Linked DNA regions of Homo sapiens: region 2 is linked to region 1. The links are chromatin contacts, found by Hi-C or POLR2A ChIA-PET in ENCODE. All regions are on one chromosome and are shown on one strand. Each heading gives the region's core, a stretch centred on a gene start or an enhancer-like site at or near the end of the contact. The rest is flanking DNA. Distances are from core to core; before and after follow the strand shown.

Region 1 (4,874 bases), core at 736-3,235:
TTTGTATTTTTAGTAGAGACGGGGTTTCACCATGTTGGCCAGTCTGGTCTCAAACTCCTGACTTCATGATCCACCCGCCTCGGCCTCCCAAAGTGCTGGGATTACAGGCATGAGCCACCACGCCCGGCCAAAACATTTTTAAACATTAGCCAGGTGCGGTGCATGCCTGTAGTCCCAGCAACTCAGGAGGCTGAGGTGAGAGAATCCCTTGAGTCTGGCATTTCGAAACTGTGGTGAGCTCTGATAGCACCTAATGCATGCCAGCCTGAGTGAAAGAGTGAGACCCTGTCAAGAAAGAAAGAGGAAAGGAAGAGAGAGAGGAAGGAGAAGGGGAAGAGGAAGGAAAGAAGGAAAAGCAGTATCATATATTATTTAATGACACTTCACCCAAGGTTTTCCAAATAAAAACATCCAAAGAAACTAGACAACAAGCATCCTTACCTTTCAATAAAGGACTCACTTGACAATTTTAGGTATGTGCCAAAGCACCAAAGCAAATTGTTGATGTTCAGCTTAGTAACTGACATGGCTTCAATACCTACCCGGCATGGTGCTTCGCTCACTCTTTAAAGACTACCTTTATGCACTTTTACTATTTCACTGCCACGCTAAACATCTAAGCGATCATATCCTTATGCCTACTGATTATGAAGTCCATGACATTCAACAACATCAACCCTTTGCCCACTGCCCCACCCGACTTGAACCAAGTTTTCCCAAGTTCAATTCCTGGGGCCTTTGATAGTTTCATGCCTTCTCCACGTGCCAGAGACAGAGAAGAGTGAGCTCTATCGTTTTTGGGGGTCTACTAGTTTTGCCTTTATTATTTAGACAGCTTCAGGTCAGCTTCTTCCTTGTATACCAGTCACAAGTGGGTTTTTATTTTACAAAGAAAACATAGAAGTTATCATTTTCTAGAAAAAGGTACAATAACTATTTCAAGACATATTTTAGATATACTTACAGGCACACCTTGGAGCAGTTCAATAATTAAAAATTTCATCTGTCTGCCTGACCGCCAATGCAAAGGAAACATAATTAAAAGTTTTTTTGTTTCTTCTCCAAGATAATAGTTTATAAAGTAGCTTAATGAAACACTGAAAATCCAGAATGGAAGAGGACGTGTGAAATCCCCTTTCCGGTGTGAACTTATTCTTAAACAATCAAATGAAAGTGCCCGTCAGCCTTTGCAAGATGCTAACCATCTGGCCCCTGCATCCTGTCTGAGTCACCCGATAAATAGCTGCAGGTTGTTTTAAGCACACTGCGCCCTGCACAAGCTGTTTTGCTCTGCTACTCACTGCCCTTAGGTGCAGATATTTACACCCGGGGTTGAGCATATTTTCAGCCACACCTGGATGCCTCGAGGTAATTAGGAGGAAACTTTTAGCGGAAAGGAAACAGCATACCTTTGAGTAGCCCGATTGTGTATGCAGGAGAAAGGTTAAGTAGGAAGAGAGGGGAGTTCTCTCCTGAATTGAGTAGCTTTGCTTCCTATTGGAAAAGTGTGCAAATGAAAGGAAGTAGAAATGCTAAAAAGCTCTGTGACTGCCTCCTGCTGTATTCAATTAGCCTTCCAGAGGATGCCAGAAGGAAGGCTCAATTACCAGAGCGGCTCCAGGACTTAAGAGAAGGCTGGAGGGCAAACCAAAGGGGCTGCCATCTTGCAGACCTGGTGTGAGACCAAGGCGGGGCAGCTGTGTGATTGGATTATACACGGGAACCTTACTTTAGTTTCTATTGCATGGCCAGAGCTATGCATGCCACCTTTTGCATGGAGTCTTGAAAAGTCACCTAATTTTAATAAAGCAGAAGGGGAAAGCGATAAGAAGAGGGAGAGTGCATCTCTCTGAAATGCCTAAGCATCGGCCTTGCGGGAACCGGCCTCATCGAGGAGCAGGGCCACCACCGTTGGAGCATCGGAGGAGCATCGGAGGAGCCCTAGCTCTGGCCTCTTGGCTGGACGTCACTGTTTCAGGCCGAGCAGATAAAAGCAGAAGGCATTGACCGTGAGCCAAGAGCTCAGTGTTTTCAGAAAATGGACTGGACGGGAGGAAAGAGTGTGAGTGTGCTTTGAGAGCAATAAACAAACTATTGGCTGCCGGCCAGGGAGGAGTGTGCTGACATCTTCAAGCGGATCCTCGAAAGCTCCACAGAGCGGCTGAGGAAGCCTCCTTAGGGCTGTGGATGGGGTGGCGGGGCAAGGGCTGCCGTGGCGCCATGCAGCAGTGGGCATCGGGCCTCAGCCACACCCAGCAGGGAGGCCAACAGCAGAATCCCAGGCAAACGCCCCTAGGGTTCGCCCCTCATGCCTCCACTCCCTGGCCTGGCTCTCTGAAGGGCAGGGCGGTGGAGGAGAAGCAGAGCCAGGCGGTGCCCTCCGCCAGCTCTAGCTCAAAGGCTGCTGGGGCTGACGGGTGGAGCTTGTGTAGACGAAGCCCCTTACCCTGGAAGTGAAGGTTATGGGGTTTCCTGGAGGGAGGGCACTGGGCCTCGCTCTTAACTGAGGCTTCCCGTCCCCCGAGGGAGGGTGATGAAGGGTGTCCAGACACATCCACGGGGACAAAGGAGGTTGGCAAGGCTGACCGCAGGAGTTTCTCCTCTAATGCCTTTCAAATGAACAGGTCTGTGTCGCTGCTCCGGGAGCGCCTGCGCTCACATACCCCGCGGTGCACAGTTACCAACCAGATCCTACCACGCCACTGCGGACATCGCGGTTTCCGGGAAGTCTCTGGCCTTCGTATGAAAAGACAGCCCGACAGGTTGAATTCTTTAAAACCTTATCTTTGGTTATTTTAATAGGATATGACAATCTCCTCTCCTCAGCATGTCGATAAATGTTTATTGCCCTTTACTGTGTGAGAGCAGGGGTCCTGCCGCCGCTTGTTTTTATTTTCTTTTAGACGGCGTGAACATTTTTAGCACGTGTAACCAATGATGGTAATTAAGATTATAATAATGCTGATGCCAACATTTATATCAGTGGATACAGAAAATACACAGCCTGATTATTTTTTATTACTCGTACCCATAAAATTAAAGATCTTAAACATGGGATGGAGGGTGCATCCGCATCAAGATTTTGTTAGCATGAGACCGAACCCATTCAGCCACGGCCTTCATCAGAAGCCTTTTGAGTGATGAGACAGTGATGAGATAGCTCGCGTTATCCTGCAGCACAGAGCTGCGCCTGGTCACGGCAGGGTGCACCGGCTCTCGGGCTTCAGACAACAGCTTATCAGTACCTTGCCCGTGTGCAAGGACAGTACTCCTTGATGCCCTGAAACCTCCGCTCCTACTAACTGTCCTTGGACACGTCGGCATACAGAGAATCAATCGTACTCTCAGCAGTGGTTTCTGCAGCAACTCTGGGTCATGGAAGAAGCCAAGTGCATTGTTGAAACAGCAGAGCCCAGGCAGTGCCCCGATAGAAACCAGGTATTGAGTGCTTGCACCCGTTCCTGTGCAGGCGGGCGTCACGCACACCTTCTGCTGGAAGACACACTGTCTACGTGAACGCCCAGCCTCCCTGTGCCCTGCCTTGTCTTGTGGAATATGTCGGCACCCCCAAAGAATACACCTTCAAAGCCAAAGGGGAGTTTCTGTCTGTCTGCTTCACACTGTCCTTCCTCCTCTCCCACCCCTTCTCTGTGTGAAGAAGTAAAGCAAAGCTCTTAATGATCACCCTTAAATGGCAAGACTTTGATAGACTGTTTCTATAATAGGTTCTCATTGAAACATGGGAGTTCTAAATAGAGAACTGTTAAAAAGTGGAATGAGAGATGAGGGACCGAGTCGTGGCCCTCCTTCCTGGTCTCCACCATGTCAAGTATGCCTCCACCCCGGGGCCTTTGCACCTGCTGCGCTGCTCTTCCTTCAGGTCCCCACAGTAGGCCCTTTGGGAACTCTGATCAAGTGTTGCCTTCTCCGAGAGGCCGCCTCTGACCATCCCCTGGAAACCAGCCTTCTCTCCCCCACGCCTGGGCTATTCCTCCCGGTTCTTATCTTCATCTTGTGTTTCATATTTGTTTTACTTGCTGATCACCAGAAGAAGGCCTTATAAGTCCAGGCACTCAGGCTTCCTCTCCACTCGATCTCCAGTATCCAGAAGCATATCGGATGAGGAGGAGAATGCAATAGAAATTAGTCGCAGAAATCAATCATGGAGAAAGGAAATGTTCTCAGTGAGGTGTTTCAAATATGCAGCGTACAAGACTTAAGTGGAAGACTCACTTATAAAGTAGCTGACTCGCCCAGCAGAGGCACCCATTTTTATACTTTCCCCTTTCACCTTTCTTGTGGATAAAGCCAGTGTGATGGCTGGAGCTTCAGGAGCCACGTTGGACTATGAGGCACCTTGAAGACAGAAAGGTGTGCACTGAAAATGCTAAAGCTGAATGACGGTGGGAAGGTGGGTCCTGGGAAGTGATGGAAACCCCGTGCCAGCCTTGGAATGCCCACATCTGTCTAGTTTCATCTGAGAGAATAAAACATTATATATGTTCCAGCCATTGTTGTTTTGGCTTTTCTGCTATATATAGTTAAAGGTTTCCTATACATATATCAGAGAACCATTGGGATTCAATTTTAGTCACTTATTATAATTCAACGAATGCACTTTACTTCTCTGAGCAATGTTATGCCTTCATAAAGCCAATAAAACAGCGTAATTGTTGAAGAAATTGTGCAAATATAGAATACAATCATTCAAGGCAACCTAGTCTCTTAGCCTGCGAGTGTTCTAGATGTATACAAGACAAATGCATTCATTCAAATATTCAACAAATATTTGTTGAGTACCTACTACTATGTGTCGTGTATTGTGTTAGGTTCACTAAAACACAGTAGGAAAGAGCTGGAATTGGAATAAATGC
Region 2 (4,874 bases), core at 1,710-4,209, 97 kb before region 1:
AAAGAGCAAGGAATATATAGAGAGAAACCAGACAGGCAAGATACTTGTTCTCATTTGAGTCACCAGGTCCAGGTCCACAGTGCCACAGAAAGGAGGCTGGCAAGTATGTGGAGGCCTGAGAGGGCCTTGTTTTCCACAGTTAGAAGAGTGGGCTCCCTACTAATTAAACAGGAGGAAAAGGCATAAAGTAGTCATATTTGCAGTTCAGAATGTCACTCCAGCATCACTGGGGAGAATGTACTGAGACTGGGAACATTCTGAGGCCAGAGGCAAGGACAAAAGTGCAGGAGTATTGGATAATTGTAAGCAAATGTCTAGTGGAAAGAATCTGTAATAGGATATTCAGCAATCCTTACAAGAAATCTTTGCAAAATAGTAAGGAGGCCAAGCGCAGTGTCTCATGCCTGTAATCCCAACTCTGGGAGGCTGAGGTTGGAGGATTGTTTGATCCCAGGAGTTTGAGACCAGACTTGGCAACATGGCAAGGCCCCATCTCTACTAAAAATACAAAAAGTTCGCTGGACATGGTAGCATGCACCTGTAGTCCCAGCACTCAGAGAGGCTGAGGCAGGAGGATCATCTGAGCCTGGGAAGTTGAGGCTGCAGTGAGCTGTGGTGGTGTCACTGCACTCCAGCCTGAGCGACAGAAAAAATAATAATAATGATAATATAATTAAGGAAAAGGGGGGAAGGGATGAAAGGGGTGGCATAGACAATTCTTGTTAAGTTATTGAATGTAGATCTTGGAGGAAAGAAAAAATTAGGGGGAGATTCTGCTGATGGAATCCGCTGACTGGAAGGACACCTTCAGGAACAGCTCCGCTTCCACCCCACCCCCATCTTCACATGCACTTGATCCAACCAGGGGCCCTTCCCCGGCTGGGTCTTTTAGCTTCCCACTCACTTTCCAGGATTAGAAAGTTCAACCCAAGTGTCTTAGGTTTTGTATCTGTCTCAGTGCATTTTCCCTCCATTCACTCTGGCTTGACCTCAAGGGGAGAAGAGGGAAAGGTCCTTCGTGCTGCAGTTCAACCTCCCTAAACCCCTGTGAGGCTTCCTACTCTTCATACCCCAGAGCTTCCCCTGGAGGCTGAGGTGAGGGAGGCCGTGTGAAAAGGAATGAAAGGGAACCTGAAAACATATTTCCACTTAGCTGATGCTGGGCCTCCCTCTCTCATTGGCCAAGGCCCCGAGTCATGGCAGCCATTCAAGGCTGGCTTCTACATTGCGTGCAGTTGAGGGTCCTTCTGACTCCTCACCCGGGAGCTCCCCGTCTCCACAATCCGCTGGCAGGGTCAAGGCACTTCCAGCTCTCTTGCCTTTCCCAGCCCTCAGCTCCTGCCCTGTGGTCTCCCTGCAGGTCCTTTTTGCTGCAGTCCTTTTGCTCCAGAAACCCTCCCTCCTGACTCAGGTCTTTCTGAGATGGATGGGCTCTACTCTCTTCCCTGGCCTTCACTACCCACAGAAAAACTCATGGTCCATGGTCCTTTCTAAACTCATGGTCCTTTCAAACAGCTTGGCCACCTGTTGACCTCTGCCTCTTCTCCATGCTACAGGTATCCTTCTACCTTCAGGACAGGGACAGGCACAGGCACTGGTCCCTAGGACCACTGCACTAGAGGACACAGTTCCACATCTGCTGAGACCAGTCTCAGGCCTCAGTTCAGCAGGAGCACTGAGCAGGCCTGCAGTCCACTGAGTTCAGCAAGCGACTGGCCAGCAACCACAGTGATGCTGCGCTTCTCACAAGCACTGAGCAGGCCTGCAGTCCACTGAGCTCAGCAAGCGACTGGCCAGCAACCACAGTGATGCTGCGCTTCTCACAAACCCCCAGATCTCTCCCTGGGATTCTCACAGGCCTAAGATCTCACTCACACGTGGGAGCAGAGAAGTGCCCAGCGAGTTTCACTTTACAAAATCACATAAATAAGTTTCTATCCCACAAAATACATGTTGAGTGTTTTCTTAGACAAGCTCTTTGAGGTGGGGACCATAACAACAATTTACTTATCTTTTTGCAAGTGCTGCATGCCTGAGTTTTGTATTTCTCTGCATAATATGGGGAGGGAGCACTCATTATCTTCAGTTGGAGACTTCAAATTCAGAAAAAAAAAAAACAGGAAAAGCAGCATTGAGCATCCTCCTGCAGAAATGTCAAGGTCATGTGATTTGGAGAATCTCTCAAATATAGCTCATTATTGGAATGCATAAAATATAAAGCCACAACATCCATTTTCTCAGATTTCATTTTTATAGCTGGGGTCAGTCAGCTTTTTCTAAAAACATCCAAAAAGTAAATGTTTTCAGTTTCAGTTTTGCAGGCTACGCAGTCTCCCGTGGTGCGTCGCATTAGGCCCTAGGCCATAGTTTGCTGACTCTGGATTTATATAGCATTGAAACCAAACTGTCATGGTTAACAGAGTACACATCTGTGAAACAAGACTTAGCAGCAATTATACAGTATATAAGACATGCCTTTCAAAATGTAAGTTATCGAGTAGGATTTTGAAGCATGGGTTCTCATTTGGAGGTACAGAGATTGCCTGAATCCCTCAAAATTGTAAGCAAAACTGTGTGTAACTGTATTTTTCTAGGGACTCAATCATAATAGCCAGGAGGTTCCCAAAGGGTTAAAAAAAAAAGATTAGAAACACTGCTTTAAAAGTAAATATCAATATCAAAATGGACAATGTAACATTTTCTTTCTTATAACAATAGTTGCAGTACTCTAAAAAACTCTAATCTAGAAAAGCATGTGTTTAACCGCTAGTAATGATATTTTCTAGCCTAGCTGATTTGCCCAGTCACATTCCTGGGCCCCCTAAGCTTCACAGGGAAGGCAGGAAAAGGGGAAAGTGAGCCTCTGTCACAAACCCATTGAGTTCTTCCATAACACCCAAGCTCGTCTCCTCCTTTCAGCTCCTCCTTCTCACAAACTGCGCAATCCCCTTAGGGTGTAGCGAAACTCGGGGGTATTCCCAGGAGGATCAATTCCCTTTAGACAGGCCAAGCAGGAAATAAAATTGGATTACTCATAGGTAGGAGAATGTTCTTAGAAATTCCTTTTTACTGTTGTTTTGTTTTTCACTCAACATGCCAAAAACCACACCTCGTAACTCTGGGAAATTCATCTTCCCCCACTATATAAAGAAGTCTTTAAACCAAAAACTGTGGCTCTTACAGGTGATCTAAATGTGGCATTAAAAACTTATAAAAATTTGTTTAAAAACAGCATTGTGCACATAGTCACCCCAGTAGGAAAAATAAAGCAAAATCAAGAGATTTTAAGTCAATGAGACCGGAGTTAAAGAGATTCAGAGAAGACTTACATGCAAAGATTTTCAAGAAATTTGTATATATAATATCACAATTTGTCACATAAAAAGAGATAGAGTGGAAAAGCCATATCTCCAAATGTTATAAAATTTTTAAAACGATCAATAAACTCCAAATAGCATAATATTGAAGAACAAAATTGCAGAACTAAAAATACCCAAACCTCATGAGTTCCTGTAAAGCTACTATGATCAAGATGTTGTGGCACTGGCAAAGTAATAGAAAAATAGATCAGAATAAAGCAGAACAGATAGCCCTGAAACAGACCCACGTAAACACAGTCAACTGATCTTTGACAATGGGACAAAGGTAATATATTGGAGTGAAGACAGACTTTCCAACAAAGGGTGTTGAAACAACTGGACATCCACATGCCAAAAAAAAAAAAAAAAGGAAAGAGAAATGACCAAAAAAGAGAGAAAAAAACAGAAAGAAGGAAGGAAGGAGGGAGGGAGGGAGGGAGGGAAGGAAGGAAGGAAGGATAGAAAAGAAAGAAAGAAAAAGAAAGAAAGGAAGGAAGGAGAGAAAGGGAAAAAAGAAAGAATCTTAACACATACAAGTTTTACAAAAATTAACTCATAATGGATCATAGACCTAAATGTAAAATGCAAAACTATAAGACTCCTTGAAGATAAACATCAGAGAAAATCCAAACGGCCTTAGGTTTGGCAATTATTTTTAGATACAACACCAAAGATACAATCCATGAAAGAAATAAGCTGGACTTCATTAAAATTAAAAACTTCAGTCTGTGGTCAGACACTGCCAAGACAATGAGAAAAGGTAAGCCACAGACATGGAAAAAATATTTGCAAATAACGTAAGTGATAAAGGAGTGTTATCCAAAATATATAAAGAACTCTTAAAACTCAACAATAAGAAAATGAACAGCCCAATTTTTATGTTTTTATTTTTGTGACTTTATTTCCAAATTATTTTAAGTTCAAGGGTACATGTGCAAGATATACAGGTTTGTTACATAGGTAAATGTGTGCCATGCTGGTCGGCTGCACAGATTATCCCATCACCTGGGAATTAAGCCCAGCATTCGTTAGCTATTCTTCCTGATCCTCTCCCTCCTCCCACCCCCAACCCTCTGACAGGCACCAGTGTGTGTTGTTCCCCACAGTATGTCTATTTGTTCTCATCATTCAGCTCCCACTTACAAGTGAGAACACACAGTATTTGGTTTTCTGTTCCTGTGTTATTAAATAGTTTGCTAAGGATAATGGCCTCTAGCTACATCCATGTCCCTGCAAAGGACATGATCTCATTCCTGTTTATGGCTGCATAGTATTCTGTCATGTATATGTACCACATGTTCTTTATCCAGTCTATCATTGATGGAACAGCCCAAGTTTTAAAAATGGGCAGAGAAATGAGGATGTTTCATTATAAGAAGGGGGTTAATTCATCGAGGAAAGTGAGTGGTGCGGTTTCCTCTTACTTGGGGGAAGTCAGCCTTTTTGTTCTGTTCAAGCTTTCAACTGATTGCATGAGGCCCACCCACACTGGGGAGGGCCCCCCCTTTAGTCAGT

Evidence for each region. A loop is a pair of places that touch in the nucleus more often than their neighbours do. ChIA-PET counts read pairs that join two places held with the same protein, here RNA polymerase II (POLR2A). Pooled maps may share reads with other maps.
Region 2: a pooled map shows a loop between it and region 1 (2.0-fold over the local background). The contact joins two enhancer-like sites. A Hi-C loop is called at or near these places in 1 of 50 pooled maps. POLR2A ChIA-PET finds 5 or more read pairs at or near these places in 2 of 52 experiments (PC-3 and activated naive CD4-positive, alpha-beta T cell).

The regions. Positions count from the first base shown.
Region 1 is chr13:109,742,631-109,747,504 of GRCh38, forward strand. No RefSeq gene overlaps it. Among named protein-coding and RNA genes, the nearest start is that of LINC00676, 17 kb to the left of the region's middle. Within about 2 kb of position 1,986, at least 4 of the 41 ENCODE cell types and tissues checked have a DNase peak (open chromatin) inside an H3K27ac peak, as active enhancers do.
Region 2 is chr13:109,644,277-109,649,150 of GRCh38, forward strand. No RefSeq gene overlaps it. Among named protein-coding and RNA genes, the nearest start is that of LINC00676, 82 kb to the right of the region's middle. Within about 2 kb of position 2,960, at least 2 of the 41 ENCODE cell types and tissues checked have a DNase peak (open chromatin) inside an H3K27ac peak, as active enhancers do.